Regions from separate parts of the Mus musculus genome. Here region 1 is linked to region 2. Evidence: chromatin contacts called from ENCODE Hi-C or POLR2A ChIA-PET data. All regions are on one chromosome and are shown on one strand. Each heading gives the region's core, a stretch centred on a gene start or an enhancer-like site at or near the end of the contact. The rest is flanking DNA. Distances are from core to core; before and after follow the strand shown. Region 1 holds the start of Nmnat1 (nicotinamide nucleotide adenylyltransferase 1). Region 2 holds the start of Ctnnbip1 (catenin beta interacting protein 1).

What was found. A loop is a pair of places that touch in the nucleus more often than their neighbours do. ChIA-PET counts read pairs that join two places held with the same protein, here RNA polymerase II (POLR2A).
Region 1: a map of heart shows a loop between it and region 2 (2.3-fold over the local background). The contact joins the promoter of Nmnat1 here to the promoter of Ctnnbip1 in region 2. A Hi-C loop is called at or near these places in 2 of 37 maps with a recorded cell type or tissue (heart and regulatory T cell). POLR2A ChIA-PET finds 5 or more read pairs at or near these places in 2 of 5 experiments (Patski and embryonic stem cell).

Annotation. Positions count from the first base shown.
Region 1 is chr4:149,480,213-149,486,775 of GRCm38, reverse strand. Nmnat1 (nicotinamide nucleotide adenylyltransferase 1) reads left to right here and starts at 1,566. Exons shown (of 5, transcript NM_133435.2): 1 at 1,566-1,667. It overlaps Lzic (leucine zipper and CTNNBIP1 domain containing), which reads right to left and starts at 1,510. Exons shown (of 7, transcript NM_026963.6): 1 at 777-1,510; 2 at 1-24. The coding sequence starts at 16. Tmem274 (transmembrame protein 274) reads right to left here. Exons shown (of 6, transcript NM_001366402.1): 4 at 6,224-6,354; 5 at 4,397-4,463; 6 at 3,437-3,513. The coding sequence ends at 3,437.
Region 2 is chr4:149,515,311-149,521,506 of GRCm38, reverse strand. Ctnnbip1 (catenin beta interacting protein 1) reads right to left here and starts at 3,266. Exons shown (of 5, transcript NM_023465.4): 1 at 3,128-3,266. It overlaps Gm24381 (a small nuclear RNA gene), which reads left to right and starts at 4,225; the gene lies at 4,225-4,328.

The DNA.
Region 1 (6,563 bases), core at 317-2,816, 33 kb after region 2:
TTCCTCTGGAAGCCATTTTAATCACTGTAAGAACAATAAGCCCACATGAGTACACTGTATTTGGTTACTTGGGAAGATTCAACATATTGGTGCAATTCAAAATTAAGAAAATCTAAAATGCTGGGTGGCAGATTTCTGAGTTCGAGGCCAGCCTGGTCTACAGAGTGAGTTCCAGGACAGCCAGAACTACGCAGAGAAACCCTGTCTAGAACCACGCCCCCCAAAAAAAGAAAAAGAAAAAAGTAAATTATGAAAATGTAAAATGAAAAGAACATATTTTTTCTAAGATTACAGGTATGTGCTAACATGCCCAGACTTGTTTTTCTTCCCCCAGAACAGGGGATTGAATCCAGGCGCTCATTCCTGCTAAGCAAGGACTCTACCATTAAGATAAATCCCCTGCACAGTAAGTTATTACTGTTTAACACAAAAATTTATCTCTTCTTGGGGGAAATGGAGGAACCAGAATGCTACATATACGCTACGCCAGACTGCACTCCCAAGCTGCAATACAGTCTCAAAAGGCAAAGTTATTCTGAATAAATTTAAGGAAAAATAAAGGCTTGTACAACAAACAAACAAAAAAAAAAAAAACAAAAACAAAAAAAAAAAAACAAAGCAACAACAAAAAAACTTTAACCACACTACAGATTTAGACCAGAAAGATTTGACTCACTGGCACCACCTAGTATTGAATAAAAGTGATGCGTTTCCTTTGAGACTGCCGAAATGGCCAACACTGTCATCTGGAGTGGAATATATTCATTCACGCTCACCGGGGTTCCAGTATCCTGTCCCGTGCACGGTGCTCAAAACTCGCCAACTGTCGGAGCTCTGAGTGTCATCAATTTGAGGAAAGCGAAGTTGTCATAAAGTTTACCGGAGGCTCAAACTTCAAACCTCCTGGGGTGGAGCTGGCTAGAACAAGGTAAAACTGTTAAGAGTTTTATTTGCTGTGTCTGAACTTGGCCTACAGCTGTCCAGATCACTTCCCGCTAAGCAGACTGTAACTGAAATACGTTCTCCATTCCTAGGAAGACGCGGGAGAGGCCACTGAATCCCTGGGCTGTGCCTCCCGTAGCTTTTGCCGAGTCTCCTCTGGGTGAGGCCACAGCACTCGGGACTCGGCTTGAGGAAAACTGTCCAACTCAGACGCACGAGAAGGCAAGGGCAGAAAGCACACCTTCTCAGGGACGGAGGTGAGCAAAGCCCGGGCCCGGGACCACCGGAGCAAAAATAAGGCAGAGCCGGACCGCACGCTCGGATGCCGGCCTCCTCCCCGCGGACAGACGAACTCCAAGCTCCCGCCGAGGTGTGCAGGTCCCGCCAAGGCCGGGCTCCAGCAGGCCCGGTGGTCACCTGAGGAGGCGGGGAGTCCTACGCCTGCGAAACGCTTCTCCGTCCTCCCTGATCGGAAAACAGGACAACCTCCTTCGCCCTCCCGATCCCCGCCTGCCGCCCGCTAGCGGATCCCAGGGTTTGGAACCAGGGGCCCCGCCTACCTGACTCCCCGGCCTGGCGGACCGCATGGAGCGAGCACTTCCGCTGGATTCGCGCACTTCCGGCTGTGTGGGGCCAATGAGAGCAAGGCGGCGGTGTTCCCTGCGCTGGCGTCCGGGCCGAGGTTGTCTCCTGGAGGACTAGGGCCGTTTGGCCTTCAAGGCCTGGTAAGCAACCCACCGAGGTCCTAGGAGACGAGCCTGTGCGAGCGTTAGCCCGGTGACCCGTACTTTGCCAAGCAAGGGACAATGCACAATGGCTGGGCCTTTAGAGACTTTTGTAACGGTCCCTGGGGCCAGCTCTTCATAGTCAACTCTTGCCCTTTAGTTCTTGGAACCAAAAAGTTGGTAACTTTCCTGTGACCTTGGTGCAGGTCAGTTCCCCCACTTGGGGTGGCCTGGATTCTTCCTCTCTAGAGATTTCTTGAGAGCAGACGCCCATGAACTTAGAGGGATGTGGGTGAGAGGCAATGGGGGAAAGCCAGTGCTGAGAAGGACATTCCCTTTTAGTCGTTTCCAAATCTGGGAAAGAGCAAGCCCACACAGCCTTTGAGAACCAGTTAAATTGCTGCTGAGTGGACTGTAAACTGTTACCAGGGAGCTGAGTGGAGAAAGGGCTATGCCAGCCCTTTGGGACCCAGATCCTGAGTCCCAAATGTCGGATATTGAGCTACACTGTTGGATTCTGGGTTTGCTTAATTGTGATTATTCCTATTCTCTGGTTCTGCCCTTTTGGGATTAGAAAGTATGAAACTTATTTTGATTTTACAGGAGCTCATGATTAAAAGACTTGGACTTTTAAAGAGACTCGGAACTTTAAAAGTTTTGAAATTTTGAAAGACTGAGAATTTTGAAAGTTGGTCTATGCTTTTGTTTTATAATGTTAACAGGGACTTTGGAGACAAGAAATCGAAAGGTTATAGCTTACAGTGATGCCTTTGTGAAGTTGAAGGGGGGGGGGTGTTAGAAGTTCATAGTTAAGCCGGGCGTGGTGGCGCAGGCCTTTGATCCCAGCACTCGGGAGGCAGAGGCAGGTGGATTTCTGAGTTCGAGGCCACCCTGATGTACTGGGCTGTATAAGAAAGCCAGCTTCCTAGGTGCTGGGCATTGGCACTAAAGAGGCAGAGATGGAATGATATCTCTGAGTTCAGGGCCAGTCTGGTCTACAGACTGAGTTTAAGCCAGGAGGCAGCAGCATTCATTCCTCAGTAGTGTCTGCTTCAGGTTCCTCCTAGAGCCCGTGCCCCAATTCTTTCAGTGATGGACTGACCTGGAAGTATAAGGCAAAAGAACCCTTCCTCCCCAAGTTGCTTTTGGTCAGAGTGTTTTGTCACAGCAGCAGAGTGAGGCTCAGACACTGGCTATATGTTCTACAAAATAATTGGCTGTAGTAATATGAAAGATTGTTGTAACCCATAAAGAGATTCTCTTTATCCAAAAGTTCCCACAACGTAAAGAATGTATAGATTGATCTTGGTGAGATCTTAGGTCTGCACGACTGTTTTCCTGTGAAGCTTCACTTTGCTGAGATGAGCGATTTCTTTTGACAATGTCCACTTCTGCCGGTGTCATCGGCTCAGATTCTAATGTCCCTATTTTATAAGATCCGAGGTTTATAGGAAGTCATTGTAGCAATCTTGAGAGTATTGTGTAGACACTCACTCCTCCTTCGTATGAAGGTGTTTTTAATGGCGATCCTGTGGTATCAGTTGACCAATCGTTTCCCGCTTCTTCAGCACTCATTAAGCAACTTCTATGATGGCTAGTCTTGGCATGCTTTTTGCGTGGTTATGATGTGCAGCAGACATTTTATGTAGAAATGGCAGCTAGGTCATCTTGTGAGATGCTTGACGGTACACAGTGGTAATGCTGGGGCGGACTCAGTCAGCCCAGGTGTGTAAATGAGGCAGGAAACCAGCAGGACCTATGGGCTAGCTTCAGACTGTTGGCTTAGCATCTGGTCTTGGGCAGGTCACTTTGGACAGCCAGATGAGCCCCATGCCAGAAAAAAGCACTGCAGGACAGAGCACAGTGTCTAATAAGGTGGAGCAGGACTCAGGTGAGAAGGATGCTTTTAAAAACGTATTCCTTCAAAAGTTCATACACAAGGGGATGGCATATATAAATGTTTGTTGATCGTGTTCCCGCAGTACTGCCTTACCCCCTCTCCCACCTCAAAACCTTTCTTCCCCAACACATCCCACCCAACTTCCATGACTTTTTTTTGTTTTGTTTTCTTTGTGGCCTAGAGGCTTTAATTAATGTTGCCTGCATAAATGGGGGGTGAGGAGGTGTGTGAGCAAGGCGCCTTACCAGTGCCTACAACCAAAGAAAAATCTGACTCCCTCTCCAGCTACCATTAACTGCCAATAGTGTGCACCCTGGGGAGGGAAGGGGTGAGGCCTTATGAGCCCCCTCCTCTGGCCATGATGACGGGATGTTAAGAGGCCCAGTCCTGTGCAGATCCAATGCAGCTAACTAAAGCTGCTGTGGAAGATCTAACTTTGAGACAGGGTTTCTCTATTACATAGTTCCTAGAACTCATTAGGTAGACCAGGCTAGCCTCCGACTCACAGAAAACCACCTGTCTCCATCTCTGCCTCTACCTCCTCTGGAGTGTCTGGGACTGCCAACCTGTGTGTCACCACCTGGGCATAGGGTGGTGCTGGTGGCTGAGCCCCGGACCTCAGCTGTGCTGGCTGGCACTCTTCCCAACTGAGCTGCGTCCCAGGAAGTTTCTTTACATCCCATCCAAAGCCTCCCTTTCCTGTCTTTAACACTCTGTCTCTGTGAGTTCTGCAGTAAGAGGAGCTGGGGCCTCTGAGCTCACACAGTGTCTTCCCTTGAGGGGTCTGCAAGGGGGTCTGGATAGGGGCTTGGGAGGTGTTTTGACTCACCCGTGGATACCAGGCTGCCCACTGACAGCACCACAGATAGGTAGTAAAGTTCAGGGGTGGTTTTCTCCTGTATGAGAAACAAAACACCATCAGAAATATCTCTGTTCTTTAGCCAGTGGGGTTTGGTTTAGGTTTGGTTTGGTTGTGTTGTTTCAACAAGGGTCTCGCTGTGCTGCCCTGGCTGTCCTGGAACTCACTAAGACCAGGCTGGACTCAAAACTCATAGAGATCCACCTGCCTCTGCCTACCAAGTGCTGGGCTTAAAGGGGTACACTACATTTAGCTTTGTTTGGGTTGTGACATAGTGTTTCTGTGTAGCCCAGGCTTCCCTAGTTCTTGCAATCCTGCTGCCTCTGCTTCTCAAGCCCCACAGTCACAGGCACGTGTGCTACATGTGTCTTGTGACATTTACTGTCTTTAATATTATTAAAATGTTCTTAGGGCCAGTGAGATGGCTTAGTGAGCAAAGGTGCTTGCCACCAAACCTGATGATGATCTGAGTTCAATACTGCCTGGTTAGAAGGAGAGCATAGCCTTGTCTACTCCATAGACTTGTCCGCCACATGCTTGCCACGGCATATGTTTCCATATACACATCACACACACACACACAAATGTGATACACTTTTTAAATTTTTTAAAAGTTAAAATTCGGGTTGGAGAGATGGCTCCACTGACTGCTTTTCTAGAGGTCCTGAGTTCAATTCCCAAAAACCACATGGTAGCTCACAACCATCTGTAATGGGATCTGATGCTGCCTTCTGGGGTGTCTGAAGACAGTGACAGTGTACCCATATACTAAAATAAATAAAGAATTCTTTTTAAAATATGTACATATACATATTTTTTTCTATTAACATGGGATTCACCCACAATAAGAAAATCTCATGACGAGTGTGATGGCTCATGCCTTTCAGCCCAACACTCTGGAGGTAGAGGTAGATCTCTGAGTTCTAAGCCAGCCAAGGCTACATAGAGAGACCCTGTCTCAAAAACACAAGCAACAAAAGCAAAGTCACCGTCACTACCAACAACAAACAAAATGGTGTACATGTGTGTACATGTGTGTACATGTGTGTGCAAGTGTACACTTACATGTAGAAGCAGGCATCCTCAGGAATGTTATTTGCCTCCTTAAGATGGGATCTCAACCTGTTAGACTTGGCTGGACTTTAAGCCCCAGAATATGCCTGTCTTTCCCCTCCTCCAACAGTGGGACTACAAGTACCACATGTACCCCATACCCGGCTTTCCCATGCTTTGAGGGTCAAATTCAGGTCCTCTCACACTTTCCCATGGAGCTCTCCCTCTGGCCCCCAGAAAGCTTTGACTTTTCTAGAATAACTGTGGTGTATCTGATTATTTAAATTCCATGCCTATGTATCTCTATTTTCAACATAAGTAGATAATAAATATTAAAAAGTAATGGTAGCTGGGTGTTGGTGGCACTCGACATTGAATCCCTGCGAGTGGGAAGCAGAGGCAGGTGGAACTCTGAGTTCAAGAACAGCTTGGTCTAAAGAATGAGTTCCAGGACAGCCAGGGCTATACAGAAAAACCCTGTCTCAACACACACTCCCTTCCCCCCCCAAAAAAAAAAGGGAAAGAAAAGAAAAATAATGTAACCAATTGTTCAGAGTAAGATACCAAAACAGGGACCGGTGAGATGGCTCGCCAGGAAGTCTGCTGCTGAGCCGGATAACCTGAATTTGATCCTCAGAGGAGACCCAGCACCCACAAGTTGTCCTCTGGCCCCCACTCGGATATTGTGGCATGCATGCAATGACACACATGGGTAAATTAATGCACAAATAGTAAAAAGCATACGCAGTCTGAAGCCAGGAGTGTTAACAGCCCAGCGCAGACTCCTTCACCAAAGGACGCCACGCCAAATACCGCTAGTGCTGTCCTTAGAGCCAACGGGGCCAGCTCCGTCTGAGTGAGCAGCACAAAGAGCCCTGCAAGGAAGTGCCCACGGCCATCAGGCTCGATCGCCTCACACACACACACGCACACACGCACGCACGCACGCACGCACGCACGCACGCACGCACGCACGCACGCACGCACATTCCTTTTTGCTGTTTTGCTTTCCTGTCTTGAAACAGGCTCTGGTCCCGTAGCCCAGGCTACCTTCAGTCTCACTGTCTTCTTGCCTCCCTCTCCC
Region 2 (6,196 bases), core at 2,017-4,516:
GCTCTAATTAAGAGCAACACTTCATATTTGCTGAGTGTTAAATAACCACACGGTCAGCACGCTCGGCAGCTGTTCTCTGGGGGCAGGGCTGGACAGAGAACAGCTCCATCTAAGAAGAGCTGCCCTGTCCGGTGAGCACAGTCACTGACGACCTGCTGAGTTTCTGCCGGATCACTCTAAGAAAGGGGTCTACAAGGAGGCACAGTCTGACGAAAAAAGACTCTCAGAGGTAGGACTGCCAGCCAGCCAACCTTTACACTTTGCGCAGGTCACTGACCTCAAACACCGCCAAAGACACAAGATGACTTCAGTGGAGACCCTGGCCTCAGACAGCTCAGACACACGCATATACACAGAGCTGACATAGAGATCATGACAGGCACTGAAGCAAAGGAACAACCTGCTAGGGGACTTCAAAGGAGTTAGCCAGCCCTAAGTCCTCACTGCCCACACAGGTGACCTCCAAAGGCCTCTCTGTTAGCACAGAATTAGAGCAGCAGAGAACCAAGTTTAATTCCATTTAATAGCTCAAGTTCATGGCCCACTCAGGTGTTCTCCAGCCTACAAGCAAAGCACTCTAACTGTCTTATTTTCCTCCTCTTCTCCCCTCATCCTTTAAATTTTTATTTTTTTATGACAGCGTCTCTCTATGTAGCTCCTGGCTGGTCTGGACTCACTATGTAGACCAGGCTGAACTCCCAGACCTTGAACTCTCAGAAATCTGCCTGTGTCTGCCTCCCAAATGCTGGGATTAAGTGGATGAGTGTATTTACCCCAGTTTCTTAACCTTGAGGGTACTGGACACCAAACCCGGAGCCTCACACATTTTCTCTAACTGCGCTACATTCTTAGCCCCTTCAGCTTCTTCCTGCAACAACACACAACAGAGGCAGGGCACTAATGCTTCCATGTAAATGATGCATCCAGGCTTGGAAACGGAGCCCAGTGTGTCCTCTCTCCTCCACCTCTAACTGATTTACAAACCCACAAGCTCTCCTCCATCAGAGGGGCTGGCCTGTTCTGTGAGTACATTGCTGTAACATGGGGACTGTTTCCAGTTAAGCCATGAAACCCACCAGACTGAAAACTCACAGCCAGGAGTCTCATCTCATCTGTGTCAGAGTCCAACACAGTACCTGATTCACAACAGACCCTGAACAAGACTCCCTAAGCTCAACCTGAGCGGAAGTCAGATGGAGACGCTCTGTACAGCAGACTTTCAGAGGCTGTTCCTCAGAGTGTTACTTCCCAGTTTCCTGCATCCAGTAATGGGGACACACTGATTCTACTTCCTTCCTTCTATTACCATCTCTAGTTGGGCAAGCTCAGCGGTCAGTCGACAAGCACCTTTGCCTCCACCTCCAACGCCCCCTCCCCCACAACCCTGTCTCTTCATGGCTGACAGAACAATCATTTGTTCACTTATATTATTTTTCTTTTTTGAGACTGGATTTCTCTATGTCACTTAGGCTGTCCTAGAACTTGTTCTGTAGACCGGGCTGGCCTCGAACTCACAGAGATCTGCCTGCTTCTGCCTCCCGAGTGCTGGGATTAAAGGCACGTGCCACTACCTTCCTGCTCAGAACAATCTTTTAAAACCTAGACCATGTGTTAATTAGTATCTTTCTGTTCAATTCACTCTAATGGCTTCTAACTCTTTTGGATAATGTATCATACCCTACACAATATATTCTTCTCACCTAGACTCTTCCTTCCTTTCCCCTTTTCGAGAGGGTCAGGATGACCTCTTGTTCCATAGATTCCTAGTGTTCTGGCCCCTTCATAGCACCTAATGGTTTCAGCCACTTATTTCTTTACTCAGTTATTATCTGTGCTCTTTCCTTCCTTGGTTGCCATCTCCCAGAAGGCAAGGACTGTTTAAGCCCCAGAGCATGGAAGGCATGAATGGATCTCCATCTCACAGAGGTAACTTCTGTCTGTCCTCATGGACCACACTGGCTCTACCAGGAAGCCATGAGTGACACACTGGCACTGAACAGTTGGCACCTTTATTTGTGATTCAAAGTCCTGCTTTGAATCCAAGGAAGTGCTGGCGTCTCCAGACACCTTCATGGCAGCAGAGATCAGTTATCACAGGGTTTCCAGCCAGGAACAAGAGCCTGGTGGTGGTAGGAGCGAGCCAGAAGCCAAGAAGCCAGAAGCCACTTGAGAACTAAATCTCAAGACAAACTGACTTGCCTCCAGATCCCACAGCAACATACTCTGTGCCTCAGTTTACCCAGCAGTTATCTAGGCACACTTCCTTTGGATCTGTAAGTGACAGGAGACAGAATAATTAACAGCTAGAGCATAGTTAGATCCTCAGATAGAAAGTGCTGCAAGCCGCACGTCTCATTATTCATAAAACTCTTGATCCCCTTGGGCCTTCCCATGAGCTAACCGGCAGAGTTACTCCTAAGTCAAGTTCCATACACAGAAGCATGCAAAGGCTGCAGGGCCTCTGCAGGTAAAGTGTCCAGAGCTCCAGGCTCACGGAAAAGGGAAGTGCAACCTTGATAGGGGTGGCAAAAAGGAGGGGATACATGCAATTTGGAGGTCCGAGTGGTTAATCTGCAGGCTCACGTTCCCAAGTGCCCTGCGAAGGTGAGACATGTGTCTCTCACATGTACCTTCCAAAAACACCAAGGAGAGGTGGAATCAGGGGAGCGGACGGTGCATTTAAACTAGAAAGGGAGGAAGGGCAGCTGGGCGGACAGACAGACCTTGGCAGCATCTAGGAAGGGAAACATGGAGAGTCAGGATGCTGGGAAAGAGGTGCGGTAAGGTGAGGAAGAGACAGGGCAATGGGACCAGGAGGGTGGACAGACGATGACAAGCACGCGGGCCCAGAGGGGTGAGCAACTGGGACACCTGTGGAGGAGACCCCCAAGAGAAAGGGAGGAAGGCAGCAGGGTGGTCTGCGGCGGGAGGTAGCAGCGCCGGGTGTGGTGGGGACGACGGGTCCAGGCCCAGGGCGCCGCGCCAGCGGAGCCGGCCCGGTGGGTCTCTGCGGGGTCGAAGGTGCCTTCCGCGGCCCCTCCCCGGGAGACAAAGGGCCGGCGGCTCCCCCGCGTCCCGGCGCAGCGCCGGCCCCCATGCTGCGGTCGCGGCCCGGCCTCGCGCTTACCTGGGCCGCCCGAACGCGCGGCGCCGGGGGCTGCGGGTCCGGAGCGCGGCGGCCTGTTCCGGGGCGCGCTCAGCCGGAGAAGCAGCCGCGGCGGCGGCAGCAGCACCAGGAGCGGCCGCCTCAGCCTCCGCCTCTCCGTGAGTCACCGCGGCCGGGAGGGAGGGAGGCGCCAGGCTGCCGGAGGAGGGACCGGCGGAGGGGGGCGGCATCAGGCTCCGCGCGCGCGGCGGAGGCGCGGCGCCGACCACGCCCCAGAGGGAGGTACCCTGAGGGGCGGGGCCTGAAGGGGTGGAGCCCCTAGAGCGGGAAAGGAACAGGCATTGGTTAACACACCTTTGGGGCGGGCTGCTTGCTGGAGGGCGGAACCCTGAGCCTCAACACGAGAAGGACAACTCATTGGTCATCTCTGGTTGAGGGCGGGACCAGAGGCTCGTGGGCGGGGTCTCGCGGTGGGTGGGTAGGGGCTCTGTCTGTACTGAGAACCCAGGGGAGGAGCAGGCGAGGCTAGAGTGAGGGGTCATATAGGGTAGAATTTTCACTGAGGCCACTTGACCCAGAACCCCAGAAAGAATGAAATGGAAGAGGTTGCAGACTATTTAGTGGCGTGGGCGTGGTATCTTGGAACAGTTAGGTCTGCTCTTGAATTTGGGGCCTAGCCTGGGGTCTGTGAAATCCAGAGTGCCCAGGGCCTCTGTGATTAAAATCTTTCTACCGGCAGTCTTGCTGTATCTGGAGAGGTTGAAAGGGGAAAATTGTTCATTTTCGGCAAATTGCTTTTAGTTTAAAGGCACATGAATGCTTAAGAGTGGTATCATTTCCAATTTATTTTTGAAAAATTTATGTGTGTGCCTCCATGTTTGTATGTGTGCCACATGTATGTCTAATGCCTTGGCATGGATTCCCTGAAACGAATTACAGACAGTTGCGAGCAACCATGTGGGGCTGGGAACTGAACTCTGGTCCTCTACAGAAGCAGCAAGAGCTCTTAGCTGAGTATACTCTCTGCTAGTGTCCATGGGCACCTACCCATGGTATACATACAACAGGCATCCACACATAAAAATCAATTGAATAAATAAATTTAAAAACTAAAAATGGTACTCATTCCGGTAGCATACATACTAAAATTGAAACAATACAGAGATCAGCATGGGCCTGGCACAAGGATGACACACAGATCTGTGAAGCATTCCATAGTAAAAATAGAATTTTAAATGACAAAAACTAAAACCTTAAAAATACAGTAAACTGTGTTTGTTTTTTTTTTTGTTTGTTTTTGTTTTTTTGTTTGTTTGTTTGTTTTTTTCAAGACAGGGTTTCTCTGTGTAGCTCTGGCTGTCCTGGAACTCACTCTGTAGACCAGGCTGGCCTCGAACTCAGAAATCTGCCTGGCTCTGCCTCCCAAGTGCTGGGATTAAAGGCGTGCGCCATCATACCCAGCTTGTAAACTCTTGTGTGTTGTTGTTATATGACTATGCCTGGGGAGAGCAAACATCTACTCACCTCAGACAGGGAGCCAACTGCAGACCAAAACTCTACCAAAATCCAACTTGGTAAACCTATGAATTTTATTGGTGTGACTTATAGGAGTATGGGTGAAGTTACAAGAACAGAAATGACTCAAAGACGATTGTGTCACCAAAGTCCACCCTAGCATGAGTGACAAAAGCTGGGAACCTGAAACACACTGCACAGTCCATAGGTAGCACAGCAGGTTGGAAAATGTCCTTGCCCTGTAGCTTGGTTGGTCCATGCCTCTTCTAGGTAGTTCAGTCGGCTTTATTGCTTGGAAAGGAAGGGGGCTAGTGAATCTGGTCAATTTCAGGAACTTCCTGAAGCCACTGAATTGTTTACCTCCTGAGTTTAGTAAGTTTAGCTATAGGATGGAATGTTTTATCTTCCTTAAAAAAATACAGTCCCTTTGTCTTCCCTTTAACATCTGTGTTTAAAGGACCTTCCTTCAAAGACAGAAGGTTTTCATCTTGGAGGGAACTGCTACACAACAGTTAAATGTGTGCATGTTGTTTGTATGTGTACATCTGTGTGGAGGTCAAAAGTCAAAGTCTAGTATCTTCTGGTTTTCTTTTTGCCTTATTCTATTTTTTTGGTTTTTTTTTTGTTTTTGTTTGTTTGTGTTTGTTTTTTTGAGTAAGTTAGTTTCTCTCATTAGTCCTGAAGCTGAGGAACACTTCCTGGGTTTTTTTATTTCCTTTAATGACTTATTTATCTTTATTTCATATGTATTGGTGTCTTGCCTTCATGTGTGAGGGTGTTGGACCCCCTGGAACTGGAGTTACAGACAGTTGTGAGCTGCCACATGGGTGCTGGGAACTGGTCCTCTGGAAGAGCAGCTGGTGTTCTTAACCACTGAGCCAGCTCGCCAGCCTCTTGATGAGTTCTCTCATCAAGCAGCAGCCTGCATAGCAAGCACCTTGTGACACTTTGCTAGCCACAAGGCAGAAAGCCGCTGCCTTGGTTTCACTTTGATGTGACTGTGTGCAGCATCCCTAGTGTGTGGTGTCTTCAGCAAGGCAGCAGGTAGGTGATCAAGAGCAGTACCACGCAATGGCGCCTCCATTGTTTTGAAGCCTCCGTGGCTCCCTGGCCACCAGTTCACAGAGAGAGGCTCACACCTCCACTGAAGACTTACAGCTTCTGGAAGCAGCATTATCCATCCACACAGAGTACCTCCATTCAAACATGTTAAAAATATTCTTTTAATTAATTAAGAGTAGACCAGCGAGACTGGCAAGCCCCAGGGCTCTGCCTACTCAGCTCTTTGATTACAAGCTTTTATGTGGGTGCTGAGGATTCAACTACCAACCACCCCGCCTCTCGCCATAGACATTTTAAAACATTACCCTTATATCTGAAATGCTCAGATTGTTCCTTTTTTTTTTTTCCGGTTTTTTCGAGACAGGGTTTCTCTGTATAACCCTGGCTGCCCTGGAACTCACTATGTAGGCCAGGCCTCACAGTCACATCAAAGTGAAATCTGCCTGCCTCTGCCTCCCAAGTGCTGGGATTAAAGACCTGCGCCACCACTGCCGGGCTGCTCAGTACTCTTGA